2 separate regions of the Homo sapiens genome follow, and region 2 is linked to region 1. A link is an interaction called in ENCODE POLR2A ChIA-PET data of the cell type or tissue named here. Cell type or tissue: K562. All regions are shown on one strand.

Region 1 (5,000 bases):
TTTGTATTTTATGTTTCATGAGGAGCAGGTTACTTATATGGTCACAAAATGTCTCCCCACAGATTGCTTTTTAGATGCAAGAGGTTTCAGGAAATCACAGGGAGAAAAAGTTAAGGGAAAAAACAAAAACCGAAAAGCAAATAGATGCAAGAGGAAAACTAGCAACTATCCAATGAAGGAACCAGACAGTACCTTGACTAAATAATCAAAATTAATATCATTAACGACAGGCAGAAAGACAAGGTATGCAAATGGATGTAACACCATGAGAAAGATACAGCATTACTTCTGTAATATTCTAAAACAGAAATGTGTAACTTGAATCTAATAGTAAGGAAACATCAAACAAACTGAAACTGAAATGTTCCAGCCAAAATTGAAAAACATTCTATACAATAACTGCTCCATGTCCTTGAAAAATACCAATGTCATGCAAGGCAGAGAGACTGAGGAACTGTTCCAGCTTACAGGATATTAAAGATCATGACAAATTAATGCAATCCATGATCCAGGACTGGATCCTACACCCAAGGGGGTAATTGCTAGAAAGGACATTACTGGGAGAATTGAGGAAATTGGAATACGGATTTTAGGTTAAATAAAAATATTCTATCAAAGTTAAATTTCCTAAAGTTAATAATTATACTATAGTTACATAAGAGAAGATCCTTGTTCTTACAACATACACTTGAAATATTAAGGGATAAAAGGACAAAATGTTGTGACCTACTCCCAAATGATTCCGAAAAACAAATTTTATACCCATACACATATAGAAGGGGGGAAATGGTAAAGCAAATGTAATGTAGCAATACGTTAAAAATTGATGACTCGAACTAAGTAAAGGACATGTAGGAATTCTCTGTACTATTCTTGTAAATTTTCTGTAAGTTTGAAATTATTTCAAAATACAAAGTAAAACAGGGGTGTTCAAACTTAAACCAATGGTGGATGTGGAAAACAGAGTAACTATACATACAGTATTTGTATTAGCAAACTGCACTGATCTGTGAGGAACCTAAATTTTATTTTACTTACATAATTCTGCTGAGGGACAGGTGAAGAAATAGAGTTCTACTCCCCTTGCTTAAGATGCAGAAAGCCATAAGAGAACTTTCAACCCAACAAAAAGAAAAAGCCAGATAATCAACAAAATCCTAACTTTTCTTGAGCTAATCAGAGAGCTGAGGCCACAAGGCCATCAGGTGAACTGAATTCTAATCAGTGACAAATCCCTCCAAGGAGAAATGGGACACGCAAACCCTGTGACCCTTCACAGAGCACAGGAGGAAGATGAGGCTGCCATGTCAACAGGTGACGGGAAAACATCTCAATTTTTAATGAATTCTTATGGAGCTGAGCATGGGCTGGTGTAACACTAGAATTCCTGTCTGAACTCACTTGCAAACCCTTTTCCATGGGCCACTACCAGGTGCTCGTGACGACGACTGGGAGCAGAGCACGAGGCTGGAGAGAGCACCCCTCAATACCGGACTCGGGTAAAATCTTGCCTCCTTCCTGAGCCCCTCTCTCAGACCTAATGCAAAAGCCGTAATCCACTGGGGGAAGGGCAAGAAACCTTCCCTGTCCCCGGGACCCAGGCAAAGATCTGCTGCTCCTGGGGGTGAGGTACCAGCAAATATGATCGTCTGCTGGATTCTGCACTGATACAATGCAAAAGTCAGCTTCGGGTGGGGTTGGGGGGAAACGTGGGAAATTCTCTCTCACACGGGAGCTCACACCACACACACACACAAACACACACACAGAAGGCAGAGTCCAGGTGGCATGGAGGGTGAAAGCACACAATGCTAAGAAAGCCCTATCCTGAAGTCCAGGCACACAGTACCTGCCTAAGATGGAGTCAGACTAAGAGAACCAAGAAAGTCCCCATCCTCTTACCATGAGCCTGGCTCCAAGTAAAGAGCAACAGCAGTTCCCCACTGGGGCAATGACACGGGCAGGCTACGAGTAAAAGGATGGGAAAAGGTGTATTATGCAAGCGTGATCAAAAGAAAGCTGAAGTGCCTATCAGACAAAGTAGACTCAGAGCAAGGAATATTGCAGAGCCTAAGGAGAAACAGCATATAATGATAAAGAGATCAATGCAACAAAAAGCCATGGTGGCCCTGACCTAAGAAAAGAGCTTCAAAAATACAAAAAGAAATCACAGAAATAAAAGTCGTGATTTAGTCCTTATTTTAATTCTGACTAGTTTTCCGATACTTTTCTTCCATCCTTATTGGTCCAAGATGTTTTTTTCACTTATTAAGTTACTATATCATAACAGAACTTTAAAGTGAATAACTAATTGCAAAGTGTGGCATATCTTCATTGCAGTACTGTTTGTGTTGGCAAAGTCACTTAAATGCCCTTCTATGACAAGCTGGCAGAGCTGCTTGCCGCACTAGGGAAGGAGGAGGAAATGACAGCAGAGGAGCTTCATCCAGACAGAAAGATGTAGAAGGGTCCAGCCCTTCCCTCACATCAGGGTGCAAAGAGTAGGAGGCAGTCAAACATGTATCATCACTTCCCTGCCCGCAAATTCCGAGGAAGAGGTGATGTACCAGTCAGGAGACAGAAACCACACCAGTCATTTCAATAGGGAAAATTTAATAAAAGAATTATTAACAAAAAGTAGATACTGCTAAGAGAGCGTTCTGTGTTTTCTGAGATTCTGTATTCATCTATTTGGCATCCATTAGTCTAATCACAGGGTCAAACTCACACACAGCCAAAGCTGTTTCCGTCTCCCCTGCCACCCAGAGCCCATTCTCTGAACCACCTCCTTATCTAACTCTCACACACAGAGCCAATATTTCTCCTACCCTAAATCACCCAGAGCTAGGAACCAGACAACGAGGGACGGCCCTCTGCCCCAGGGCCCCCCAGAATTATCCAAAATAGCCAATCCTCAGATGTTTCCCTGGCCCTGTCTGGCCTTTCCCACAGAAGCCCAACAAAGGCTCTGGCCTGGGCGTTCCCCCAGCTCCTTTCTGCCCTGTGGATGGTGCTTCCCCATGTGCCTGTGTGGTGTGGCGTGGCATGCTCCCCTCTTGGAAATGGAAGTAATAAACATTTTCCATTTTCTTTTATTGGGATTGGCCTTTCTGTGCCATCACTCAATAACCTCCACAGACTGAAGTCCCACAGGAGATTTTTTTTTTTTTTTTTTTTTTTTTTTAGTTTTGAGACAGAGTTCCAGAATGTCGCCCAGACTGGAGTGCAGTGGCACGATCTCAGCTCACTGCAGCCACCATCTCCCGGGTTCAAGCGATTCTTGTGCCTCAGCCTCCTGAGTAGGTGGGATTACAGGCATGCACCACCATGCCCAGCTAATTTTTGTATTTTTAGTAGAGACGGGGTTTCACCATGTTGGCCAGGTTGCTCTCGAACTCCTGACCTCAAGTGATCTGCCCGCCTTGGCCTCCTGAAGTGCTGGGATTACAGGTGTGAGCCACCACGCCCGGCCGAGATTTTTAACAAATGACAGAAGAGTAAAAGAGGACCCAGGGGTACAGAAGTAGCAAATGAACAAAGTGTCTACTACTTAGAGCCCACTATATTACTATGTGTCTTAAAAAGGGCAGGTAGAGTGAAGAGGGAGGAACTAAGAACTTAGGAGAGCCTCCCCCAACCCCAAAGCTGAGATTCAGACTCTTCAGAAAGGGCACAGCTCCACAGGAACACACAGCATGCCGGTGGCAAACATGCTTGTCAGAGGGCGTGATCCAGAGCTGGCCCAGGGCAGCAGCCCACCACGTGGTGGAGAAACTCCCTGCAGGGTGTGTGTGGTTGGAGCTGGTGCACGGTACCACCCACTGGGCTGTCTATGATGGCTGATATGTGTTTCTGGGCATCTTGCACGCCAGTCCACTGATACTCACTCACCAGTGAAAATCAGCACACTGGGAAAGGACGCCCTCCTCCCACCATGACCTTGCCATGTCCCTCCAGCACTCTGTTGACAAAGCCTAACACCTCGCCAGCAGGCAAAGGAAAACTGTTGACAGAGTCCAGTTCCCATGTCACGAAACATGGCAAAGCAGAATGGATTTGGAGATAACAAGCAAGAAATTGATAACTAGCACAGGTGGGGAGAGGGTAGACTGGTCGTCAGGTTGAAGGGAAGGCACTGGGGCTTTTGCCCCACTTCCTAATTGAAACTCTAGGAGAAGACCACCTCGCAGATGCAACCTTCCACTCATCCCAACACGGATGGCTACAGAATAAAATGGCCGTGTTGCATGGCCTTATGCAGGGGAAGCATCTCGGTTTTAGCACTCTAAGCCTCCTGTAGCTTAACTAGTAAGAAAGAGAGTGAAGTTCCACTTGGAAGCCATGACATCTGCTGCAGGGTGAATGTACCAAAAGGAAGCAAGGACAGTTCCCTGGCCCTGATGGAGACAAAAGAAAAAAATTCAAGACCACCAACCACACTTCAGGGGATACCTGCGAAAGGCCCAGGGACCAGACCAGACCAGACTAGATGAGCAAAGGCAGCAAGCATAGGCCAGGGCCTCCCTCACCTCCACAAAAATCTCACAATCCCCCAAGACCAGATGCTGGTTTTTAATGGGGGATGGCAGGATATATGAAAAAATCCAGAATTTACCCAAAAGATACTGTTTAAGCCAAAAGAATATAAGACCTTATTAACTGGCCAAAATACCACTCTTTGCTTCTCCCCATTTCTAGATGATGACTTATGAGGAAGACAGATTGGTGATTTTTTTAAATGCTGTAATTTCTCTGCACAGCTAAGTAGCAGTATATAAACCTATAACCCCACTATATTACTATATGTCTTTAAAAGGGCAGGGGTTGGGGGGACAAAAAAACACAGAAATTTGTATATTCGTAGAATATTATACTTCTTCAAATCGAAGATGCCACTGCAAGAGGTGCCTTTATTTTATGTATCACTAAATCATGTGCCAATTAAACCATGGCATTATATTGCTTTTAAGATGTACCCTGATTTTAGAGATTTTTTTTAA
Region 2 (5,000 bases), 120 kb before region 1:
TCCTTGGGGAGGAACGTGGGTCGTGCGGTCAGCTTTGCTGTGACTCCTCCCACAGTAGCTGCTCCTGGTCCCTGGACCTGGTGACTGGGACCAAAGGCTTCTTGTCCGGGCGGGATGGGGGAGGATCCGCACAGCCTCCAGCCAGCACACACTGACCCCGGGAGGTGCGGAGCCGGGGAGAGGCAGGCAGGAGGGAGAAGCGGATGGAATACCACTCGCTGCTACTAACTTGTGAAACATTTCATTAAATGCCCTCTTAATCAAGAGTAACCACACCAGCAGTGAAGCATCTTGGGAGTCTGAGCACGTATGTGTATGGTAGGGGAGGCCTGGCATGAGACCCCGGGGATGGGCAGGGCAGAGTTGAGGTGGGGCGGGGACAGCAGGAGGGAGAGAGTAGGATGGGGGCACAGAGCCGGCCTAGAGGGGTGAGGGTGCCGCCAACTCCCTCCCATCCACTAAGCCAGCGCTGGGTAAGCACCATTGTGCCAGGCCCCACCCCAGGCACTGGGGTCAGCAGTGGCTAGGTCGGACATGCCACTGTCACGGGAATTCCGCACTGGTGGGGAAACTGACAAGATAGGCAGCCGGGACCCTGAAAGATAAATACCCACAGGGGCACATGTGTTGGCAGAGGAGGTCCTCAACGCCGACAGGAGGTCAGGCAGCCTTCCAGAAATGAATAGAAGGTAACCAAGTGAGGAGGAGTAGGGACAAGCATCCTGGCAGAGGGAACAGCATGTGCAAAGGCCCAGAGGCCAGGTATAGGAAAATGCGAACACAGATCCTGTCTGTCTGGCTCTGGCTGGAGTCTGGGTAAGGGTGCTGTCACCCCCACCTCCTCCCGCCTCCTGCAGTCTTCCCACCAGCTCAGAGCCCCAACGTTTGAAAAGCATCACAGCTCCACTTAAAGGGAACAGAGAAAACCAAACATGAAAACTGTCGGTCCTCAGTGGCTTGCCCAACACAGGCCTGCAGGAAGAAGGAAGTAGCCCAGGGCTGATTGCACGCACTTGGTGGTTGTCCCTTTCTGTCCCCAACTGCATGAGCTCAGCTGTCATTTATCATTTCTCCCTGGGGAGTCGCTTCCTACGCCCCTCAGCTTCTCCCACCATTTTCCCCCCAACTTCAGGGCTCAAGAGGATCCACGCCCTGACCACACAGGCTGCCTACGAGCTGCACGTGGACCTGGAGGACTTTGAGAATGGCACGGCCTATGCCCGCTACGGGAGCTTCGGCGTGGGCTTGTTCTCCGTGGACCCTGAGGAAGACGGGTACCCGCTCACCGTGGCTGACTATTCCGGCACTGCAGGTGAGGCTCCAGCTGTGGCAGGGATGGGGAAGGGGGGCGGCCTGGGAGGATGGAGGACGGAGGAGGTCCTGCCCTCCAAAATGATCAAGGCTAATGTATTTTTCCCCCTTTGAAAGTAATCAGGTTTTTGAAAAATAACAAATATTGATAAACTACCAACCCCACATCACAATCAGAGGCCTGAAACCAATCTAAATTTTTTTTAAGTAATAAATTTTTCAAATTGGAAGAGTAAACAAGACAGAAAAGGGAAAATTTTCTTCCTTACCAAGGATCCCTCAGTCCTTGTCTTCATCAGTTGATTCAGTTGCATGTCATAAAAGATGAGCTTCTGCGAATCTTCTGTTCGTTTTTTCATAATAGTGTTGATGATGCCCTTCGGCCCTCTGGGGTCAGGGTCAAGGCTGCTTGCCTCCTCCTCCAAGTCCTGCTTGGTCCTCACCCCTGCAAGGCGAAGCCAGCAGAGCCTGGACTGTTTTCCCGTTTTGCAGATAAAGAAACTGAGCCCAGAGCCAGGAATCAGGAGACCCGGGGTTCGGGTCCGCTGGGTCTCTAAAGTGTGGTGGCTGGACCCCCCTGGGCTGGGTTTCCCCTCTCAGGCCGAGGAGCGGGGAGGCAGGAGAGGGAATGTGGAAAAGCTGGGGGGAGGGATAGAGACCGCCTAGACCCAGGGGCAGCCCCAGGCACGCCCGAGAAGGGACTGCGTGCGTGTGAGCTGCATGGACACACCCGGGTGTGGAGGGGCAGGTGCGCTTGCACGCGTGCACAGCAGTATGTGTGAGAGCACGTGCGTACGTGTATGCACTCACGTCCAGGTGCACGTGCAGTGTCTCGGTGTCTGCTCACACATGCAACACCAGTGGGTGTACCCGTGCCCCCCGTGCCCACACCTGTGTGCACCCCTGCGCAGGCGACTCCCTCCTGAAGCACAGCGGCATGAGGTTCACCACCAAGGACCGTGACAGCGACCATTCAGAGAACAACTGTGCCGCCTTCTACCGCGGTGCCTGGTGGTACCGCAACTGCCACACGTCCAACCTCAATGGGCAGTACCTGCGCGGTGCGCACGCCTCCTATGCCGACGGCGTGGAGTGGTCCTCCTGGACCGGCTGGCAGTACTCACTCAAGTTCTCTGAGATGAAGATCCGGCCGGTCCGGGAGGACCGCTAGACTGGTGCACCTTGTCCTTGGCCCTGCTGGTCCCTGTCGCCCCATCCCCGACCCCACCTCACTCTTTCGTGAATGTTCTCCACCCACCTGTGCCTGGCGGACCCACTCTCCAGTAGGGAGGGGCCGGGCCATCCCTGACACGAAGCTCCCTGGGCCGGTGAAGTCACACATCGCCTTCTCGCCGTCCCCACCCCCTCCATTTGGCAGCTCACTGATCTCTTGCCTCTGCTGATGGGGGCTGGCAAACTTGACGACCCCAACTCCTGCCTGCCCCCACTGTGACTCCGGTGCTGTTTGCCGTCCCCTGGCCAGGATGGTGGAGTCTGCCCCAGGCACCCTCTGCCCTGCCCGGCCAAATACCCGGCATTATGGGGACAGAGAGCAGGGGGCAGACAGCACCCCTGGAGTCCTCCTAGCAGATCGTGGGGAACGTCAGGTCTCTCTGAGGTCAGGTCTGAGGCCAGTATCCTCCAGCCCTCCCAATGCCAACCCCCACCCCGTTTCCCTGGTGCCCAGAGAACCCACCTCTCCCCCAAGGGCCTCAGCCTGGCTGTGGGCTGGGTGGCCCCATCCTACCAGGCCCTGAGGTCAGGATGGGGAGCTGCTGCCTTTGGGGACCCACGCTCCAAGGCTGAGACCAGTTCCCTGGAGGCCACCCACCCTGTGCCCCGGCAGGCCTGGGGTCTGCAGTCCTCTTACCTGCTGTGCCCACCTGCTCTCTGTCTCAAATGAGGCCCAACCCATCCCCCACCCAGCTCCCGGCCGTCCTCCTACCTGGGGCAGCTGGGGCTGCCATCCCATTTCTCCTGCCTCTGGAAGGTGGGTGGGGCCCTGCACCGTGGGGCTGGACTGCGCTAATGGGAAGCTCTTGGTTTTCTGGGCTGGGGCCTAGGCAGGGCTGGGATGAGGCTTGTACAACCCCCACCACCAATTTCCCAGGGACTCCAGGGTCCTGAGGCCTCCCAGGAGGGCCTTGGGGGTGATGACCCCTTCCCTGAGGTGGCTGTCTCCATGAGGAGGCCAACCCTTGCCATTGACCGTGGCCACCTGGACCCAGGCCAGGCCCGGCCCGGCGAGTGGTCAAGGGACAGGGACCACCTCACCGGGCAAATGGGGTCGGGGGGACTGGGGCACCAGACCAGGCACCACCTGGACACTTTCTTGTTGAATCCTCCCAACACCCAGCACGCTGTCATCCCCACTCCTTGTGTGCACACATGCAGAGGTGAGACCCGCAGGCTCCCAGGACCAGCAGCCACAAGGGCAGGGCTGGAGCCGGGTCCTCAGCTGTCTGCTCAGCAGCCCTGGACCCGCGTGCGTTACGTCAGGCCCAGATGCAGGGCGGCTTTTCCAAGGCCTCCTGATGGGGGGCCTCCGAAAGGGCTGGAGTCAGCCTTGGGGAGCTGCCTAGCAGCCTCTCCTCGGGCAGGAGGGGAGGTGGCTTCCTCCAAAGGACACCCGATGGCAGGTGCCTAGGGGGTGTGGGGTTCCGTTCTCCCTTCCCCTCCCACTGAAGTTTGTGCTTAAAAAACAATAAATTTGACTTGGCACCACTGGGGGTTGGTGGGAGAGGCCGTGTGACCTGGCTCTCTGTCCCAGTGCCACCAGGTCATCCACATGCGCAGATGTCTGCAGCGCTTCCTTCTGCCGTGGGCCCAGGCTGGACAGGACCTGGTCCCTGCCCTCTCGGTCCTCAGCTGGACGCAGATACAGCCAAGAATCAGGCAGTGGCAGCCTAGTGTGGCCGGGGTGGTGGCTGGAGCAGGCCAGGTGCGGGGCCACAAGGGGCAAGATGTGGGCAAAATGACCACATGAGATTCAACGGGAAATCCCTTCTTGGCTCCTCTTCCCACCATCTAGAAGCCAAGGGAGCCCACCCAGACCATCTGGGTTCCCAGAGCACCCTGTCATATTGCAGGGGCTGGGTGGGACCCGAGTTCTCATCCCAGGAGCCCCCCACCGACAGGCCCCAGGCAGGAGCTACCAGCCTCCCCATGCCAGTGACTGCGCCAGCGACTGCTTAGAAAGTGCCAGCACTTTCTGATGTGTCATCAAACAAACTCCTGGTGAGTGTGAAGTTAATGGACTCACAGATGTGTGGGTGCAGCAGGAGGCACCAGGGCCCTCGTGCCAGGGCTTGGCTGTGGAACAGATGCACCATGGCTGGGGCCTGGCGAGGGGCCGGGGGCAGGTGCAGGTGGCCTGTGAGCCTGTGGTCCAGGTCCAGGTCCCGGCAGCATCTGTCCTCAGTGGCTGGCTGCACTGGGGATGCCTGTCCCTTCTAGAGCCCTGTTACTGCCCTAGAGCACCGGCCCCTGTCCCAGACCAGGAGAGGGCACATGGCCCTACCAAGCACCGGCTGAATGGGCACGGAGCTTGACATGGTGGGGAGGGCCCAGGCCAGCGCACCGGCCCCACCCTCCCCAGGGGCACCTTCAAAGGCTGGCACTGGGGAAAAACGGTCCCTGCGCACCTGCTCCGGGCCACACCCTCTCACCCTAGCCCTGCAGAGCCTACG

Evidence for each region. Peaks named below come from ENCODE experiments on the same cell type or tissue, not always from the same donor. Only the 100,000 strongest peaks of a DNase experiment are listed, where the experiment ranks them.
Region 2: POLR2A ChIA-PET joins it to region 1 with 5 read pairs; 1 of 35 experiments calls an interaction of 5 or more read pairs at or near these places.

The regions. Positions count from the first base shown.
Region 1 is chr9:130,784,113-130,789,112 of GRCh38, reverse strand. All of the region lies in intron 2 of LOC124902288 (a long non-coding RNA gene), which reads left to right. It also overlaps a transcript of ABL1 not described here. Among named protein-coding and RNA genes, the nearest start is that of ABL1, 49 kb to the left of the region's middle. In K562, no CTCF peak of the experiment used is centred here; a DNase peak (open chromatin) is centred at 2,852.
Region 2 is chr9:130,901,546-130,906,545 of GRCh38, reverse strand. It overlaps FIBCD1 (fibrinogen C domain containing 1), which reads left to right. Exons shown (of 7, transcript NM_032843.5): 6 at 1,133-1,312; 7 at 2,223-4,106. The coding sequence ends at 2,482. Among named protein-coding and RNA genes, the nearest start is that of QRFP, 7.2 kb to the right of the region's middle. In K562, a CTCF peak has its summit at 1,268; DNase peaks (open chromatin) are centred at 1,674, 2,681, 2,826, 3,925 and 9 weaker places; H3K27me3 peaks cover 5,000 bases.